Linked DNA regions of Homo sapiens: region 1 is linked to region 2. A link is an interaction called in ENCODE POLR2A ChIA-PET data of the cell type or tissue named here. Cell type or tissue: IMR-90. All regions are shown on one strand. Each heading gives the region's core, and the rest is flanking DNA. Links, peaks and the distances in the headings are about the cores only.

Region 1 (2,911 bases), core at 185-2,684, 520 kb after region 2:
AAAAAACACACACACACACACACACACACACACACAAGCACTGCTATACTGGACGTGGCTGCCTGGGGCAGTGTGGAATGAGATGGTCTGACGTCCTCACTCAGTAAGAGGAACGGCTGGGATCAGTTAGTGATGTCTGCTGTGGGTGCGGTGGTGAGGAGTGGCAATGGCGCATGTGCAGTGTGCAGGCTACTCACCATCCCTTGCAGGGAGCACCTGTCATCCAGGCAGCTCTTCCCAATCTGCCTTCTTATTCACACTCCTCGAAGCCCCACCGTGAGCTTGGAGGCAGTGCACCACATAAAACATAAGAACATCGGGCCGGGCTCGGTGACTCACGTCTGTAATCCCAGCACTTTGGGAGGCTGAGGCGGGTGGATCACAAGGTCAGGAGATCGAAACCATCCTGGCTAACACGGTGAAACCTGTCTCTACTAAAAATACCAAAAAAACAAATTAGCCAGGTGTGGTGGCGGGCGCCTGTAGTCCCAGCTACTCGGGAGGCTGAGGCAGGAGAATGGTGTGAACCCGGGCGGTGGAGCTTGCAGTGAGCCGAGATCGTGTCACTGCACTCCAGCCTGGGCGACAGAGTGAGACTCCATCTAAAAAAAAAAAAAAAAGAAAGAAAAAAAGAAAAAAGAAAGAAAATCGGAGACATTGGGAGGTAAAGTGACTTGCCCAAAGTCCCAAGTCCCAGAAAGCCCAAAGGTTGGACCAGAGCCTAGTATTGCCTAAGTCCCCTCCCCTTTCTTTGCCTGCTGGCTCCATTTCGCCACATCCTGAGAGTAGCCAACGTGTGGGGACAAGGATATCACTCGGCATGCATGGACCTTTCCCAGGCAGTGTTTGGGCCCTGACTCTCATATCTTAGAGAAAACTCAGGCCTTGGTATCTCTAGAGCAGCCTGTGTGACCCTGGTAAGCCCCTCCTAATTTGCAGACCTCATTCTCCCAGTTTTCAAAGGATAGGGAGTGGTGCCTCCCACCGAACGAATGGCTGAATGGAGAATCTGCCTGAAGTGCTTGCTACTCAGGAGACCTGACCCCTGCTGGTTCTCATAGCAGGACCTCTGACTCCTCTCCAGCTTCCCCGTGGGCTGTGGCTCATTTACAGTCCTGTAAACAGCCCCATGGAGAGCATCCTGACAATCGGTAGAAGGGGAGGAGAGTGGAGACTTCACACGGGCCCACCCCCACCACCATGGGATTCTGCCAATCCCACCACCAGCATGAAAACATTCCTGTCCCTGAGGCCACAGAGTGTGGTCAGGCCAGGCCCAGGCTGTTCTGTCCCAAGGTCCAAGGTCAGAGCCCTCTCCTGCCTGCCTGGCGACTCAAACCATAGCCTCTGCCCCTTAAGCCTCAGCTGGTGGCACCTGCCCCATGCCGCGTCACCTGGCGGGAGAAAGCTGGATGAGATAACGTCTGGCCTGGGATCCGGCTGTAGTGAAAGAAAAGCTCTTTGCACACACGGCTGAGCCTTCACTTATTTATTTATTTTTGTTTGCAGCTCTCAGCCCGACTCGGCAAACCAGGTCATGAAGGGGAGAAGCTCATGTCTGTCTTGCAGCCTGATTTCCCACGGAAAGGCCCCATGTTTACAGTTCTGGGGTTTCCCAGCAAAGAGTAACACTCCAGTTGGAAGCTCATGTGGCCAAAGAATGTCTCCGGATCAGAGAAAGGCAACACACCACCCAAGAACACAGCTCTGTGGGGGGTCCCAGGAACAGGGTTGAAAAAGCAAAGGGAAAAAATATATAGCATTAATTTAGCATCTACTGTGTGCTAGGTAGTATGCTAGAGATTTCATCTCAGCTCATTTATCCTTAAAACAATCATACTGGGTGGGCAATTCTCAATCCTATCTGTACAGAAAATTTGTAAACATCATCAGTGGTTCTGGCTTCATTTTTCTGGGTGGGCCCTGGGCATAGTATTTTTAAAAGCATCCCAGGAGATTCTAATGGGCAGCCAGGGGTGAGAAATGTGGCCTTAAGCAGTGTTTCTCAAACTTCTGTGTGCATAGCAACAAATCTCTTGGATCTTATTAAAATACAGATTCCAATTCAACAGGCTGGGCCAAGGCTGTATTTCTGCATGTCTAGCTAGCTCCCAGGGGATGCCCAAACTGCTGGTCCCTGGACCACACTTTGAGGAGCAAAGGTGTAGCCTATAAACTCCAAGGCAGTAAGACTTATTGCTGCATCCCAAGTACCTCCAACAACGCTAGGGCTGAGTAGCTGCAGAATAAATATTTGTCAAAGGCATAAAGAAATGAACAAGGCTCAGAGGCAGGTATTGTGTGGCTGTCATGTGAGCTGGGGGACTGTGCACAAGTTACTTAAATATCTCATTCACTCCAATTTTCATTTGAAAGATGGGAGCAGTCATATTTTGAATTCCAGTGGGTTATTTGAAGGATTAAATGAGATGATGTGCAGACTGGTTATTAGATGATGTTAAAAATTATTGCTTACTTTTTAAGGTATGATAATAGATGTGTGGTTTCAGTTTAAAAATATTTTAACTAGTAGCAACACATACTGACGTATTTACAGGTGAAGTGATACAATGTTGGGTGTTTGCTTTAGATATTCCAGCAGAGAATGATGAAGTGAAGAAGAAAAGGAGGAAAAAAGAGGGGGAAGGAAGAGAAAAAGAAGAAAAGCAGGAGGAATTGATTTAAAAACAACAACAACAAAAAATGCCAATTGTTATTGAAGCTGGGTAGTGAGTATAAGGGAGGCCCTCGCTATTCCATTTTTGCATACATTTTCCATGATAAAAAGTTAACAATAAATTAAAAATGTGATAAAGCAGATAACATGCTTAACTTGGCTCCTGATTTATAGCAAGTGCTCAATACACAGTAGGTCCTGTTTCTTTGACTTGGCTGTGATCACGAGGCACCC
Region 2 (2,911 bases), core at 322-2,821:
CACTGTTTGCCTTGCTGGGTTTTGGACTTACTTGGGATCTGTTACTCCTTTCTTTTTTCCAGTTGCTCCCTTTTGGAATGGGAACATCTATCCTATGCCTGTCCCACCATTGTATTTTGGAAGCACGTAACTTGTTCAGTTTCACAGGCTCACAGGTAGAGGGCAGTTTGCCTCAGGATGAATCACACCTTTGAGTCTCACCCATATCTGATTTAGATGATATTTAGATGAGACTTAGGACTTTAGACTTTTGAGTTGATGCTGGAACGAGTTAAGAATTTTGGGGCTATTGGGATGGAATGGATGTATTTTGCATGTGAGAAGAACATGAATTTTGAGGGGTCAGGGGTAGAATGTTAAGGTTTGAATGTCTGTGTTCCCCTAAAATTTGTGTGTTGAAACTTAAGACCCAATGTGATAGGGTTAAGAGGTGGGGCCTTTAGAAGGTGGTAAGTCATGAGAGCTCCACCCTCATGAATGGGATTAGTGTCCTTTTAAAAGGACTTGAGGGAAGCATCTGGGCCCCTTTTGCCTTTTGTCCTTCTGCTATGTGAGGATGAAGCAGCAAGCCACCCTCTTGCAAGCAGAGTTGATCAGCTCTTACCAGACACCAGATCTGACGCTATGATATTGGACTTCCCAGCCTCCAGAGATGTGAGGAATACATCTCTGTCCTTATAAATTACCCAGTCCCAAGTACTTTATTGTTGCAGCATGAATGAACCAAGACAAGTCCACTTTCTATCTCCAGCCCAGTCATTGCTCCTGAGCTTCAGAACCACATATCCAACTACCTACAAGATACCTTCTTGAGGATGTGCCAGACAGTGGAAACATTCAAAGCAGAACTTCTCATCATCTCCATGCTTGCTGTCCCATGTTCCTCTTCCCTGTGACTGGCACCATTGCCCAACCAGTTATGCAAGGGAGAAACGTCGACTCCTCCTTTTCCACTGCCCCCGCCAAAGACCCAACCAATCTTCAAGTCCTGTACATTCTAACCCCTATGTAGGTCTTAAGTTCCCAGTTGCTTTTCACTTCCACTGTTCCTGCCCTGTCCAGGGCCCCCCAGATTTTCTACTGGATGGGCCTCTCCCTGGGTTATCTGCCTCTAAGTGTGCCTTCTCCCACTATTTTTCACATGGTGACTTAGGAACAGTTTCAGTCTGACCTTGTCACTCTTCTCCATTCAGGCCTTGAGTGGTGTCCTATTGCTTCTGTTTGGACAAAATCCACATCTTAGCCTGGCTCCTCTTCTGTCTCTAGGTATTTATCCTCCAGGATAATCAAATAGCTACTCCACTAGCCTGGCTCAGCACCAGAGCTAGGCAGAAAATTCAAATGATTGTAGCACAGTTTACCAAGTTTCTGTTATTGAGCTAAAATAAAAAGGGTCAGCTTGTCCAGTTGGATTCATAAGAATCAGAGATCTCAACCAGTACTAAGCCTTACTAATAACTGCAAGGATACAAATAATTGTGAGGCCCGGGTAAAGTGTGAAGTCTGAACCACAATACAGCTCCCAGGACTTTTTTGCCACATTAGGCTGTGCCCTGGCCCAGACTTATCACTAGGGGTCTCTACGTGCTACACGCGAGCCATCCTTCTTGAAAGCGTAGCTATTTGGGTCCTGAAACATCTTCACTTTTTTCTCTGCTAGTTTCATAGCTTGCACAACATTTTCCAGGGAGCCATCTGACATAAATCCATAGGTTCCAGGTTTGTTTACCGCGAGCGGTTTTAGGCAGATAGGGCACGTCTCGCTAAAAGCATTCCATAGATAAGAGAGCTTCTGCTGGCCAACATCATTAGAGTGTTTGCCAGAGGCTCTGTCCCTGGAAGGATTATGAGGGGATTTGATGGGGTCATCTTTCTGTCTTGCCTGGGGTGTCTCTCCTACAGGTAGAGAATGAACTGCAGGCATACAGCTGACCCTCTCTTTCCCCGTCCTGCTCTGCCCACCTCCAACATGCTGGTGCTTCCCAGAGCTCTGACCTTGGTCTCTTCTCTTCTTACTCTACATGTGTAATATGGAGCACCTCCTCCTCCTCCTCAGCAGCTTCCTTTCTCTAGACACAGAGTCTCCCAAAGCTACCTCTTTTACCTTTCAGCTTCAGACTCACATATTCCCCTGTTCATTGCTGCCTTAATGTCCTCCAGTCCTCAGACAAGCCCATTGGGTCCTTTCTTCCTTTCAGGGCAATGACATGCACGCCCACCTGGTTCTCATGAAACCTTGAATCATCTTGGTCCTGCCAGTTGCTAGCTCTTTGTCCTAAAGTAAGTCAGAGAGGAAAACCTCTATGAACCTAAGTTTCCACATATGTAAGGTGGGCATAATAGCCATATCTGCTTCACAAAGCTGTTGTAGGATTAAACGAGATGATGCCACTAAGAGCTTATGGCAGTGGCTGGCACACCGTAAGTGCTCAATAGTTACTGGAAGTATCTTTGGTTCCACTCCCATTCCTGTGGCTACTCATTACTGCATGTTACAAGTTCTAGCTTCTTCTTAAGGCCGCCTTTCCATTTTCACCGCCCTCTCCTCACCTCTGCCTTCACCCGTGACAACAGTTTTGGAACTGGCCTCCTCTATGCAGCTCTCTCTGATCTCCCCTATTCTCTGTAGCCAGAAAAATCCTCCTCCATTATGCACCTGATTATGTTAGTGCCTTTGAAGACTGTGTTGCTCTTGGGAGAATTCCAAACTCCTTAAAGTGGTTTAGGAGGCTGGCTATGATCTGACCGCTACCTGTCTCCCTGCAACTCCTCACCTCAAATGCTGACCACTGGGTGTGCTGAACTTTCAGCTCTTCTGACCCGCAGGATTTGGCAGAGGCATCCCCACCACTTGGAGCACTCTCTTCCTTTCTCTCCAGCCCTCCAACTCTCTCCCATGCTTTGCAATGCT

What was found. Peaks named below come from ENCODE experiments on the same cell type or tissue, not always from the same donor. Only the 100,000 strongest peaks of a DNase experiment are listed, where the experiment ranks them.
Region 1: POLR2A ChIA-PET joins it to region 2 with 5 read pairs; 1 of 35 experiments calls an interaction of 5 or more read pairs at or near these places.

What each region holds. Positions count from the first base shown.
Region 1 is chr10:78,773,989-78,776,899 of GRCh38, forward strand. No RefSeq gene overlaps it. Among named protein-coding and RNA genes, the nearest start is that of ZMIZ1-AS1, 290 kb to the right of the region's middle. In IMR-90, for the core only: no CTCF peak of the experiment used is centred there; a DNase peak (open chromatin) is centred at 1,573.
Region 2 is chr10:78,258,682-78,261,592 of GRCh38, forward strand. No RefSeq gene overlaps it. Among named protein-coding and RNA genes, the nearest start is that of LINC00595, 7.2 kb to the right of the region's middle. In IMR-90, for the core only: a CTCF peak has its summit at 1,583; a DNase peak (open chromatin) is centred at 1,720.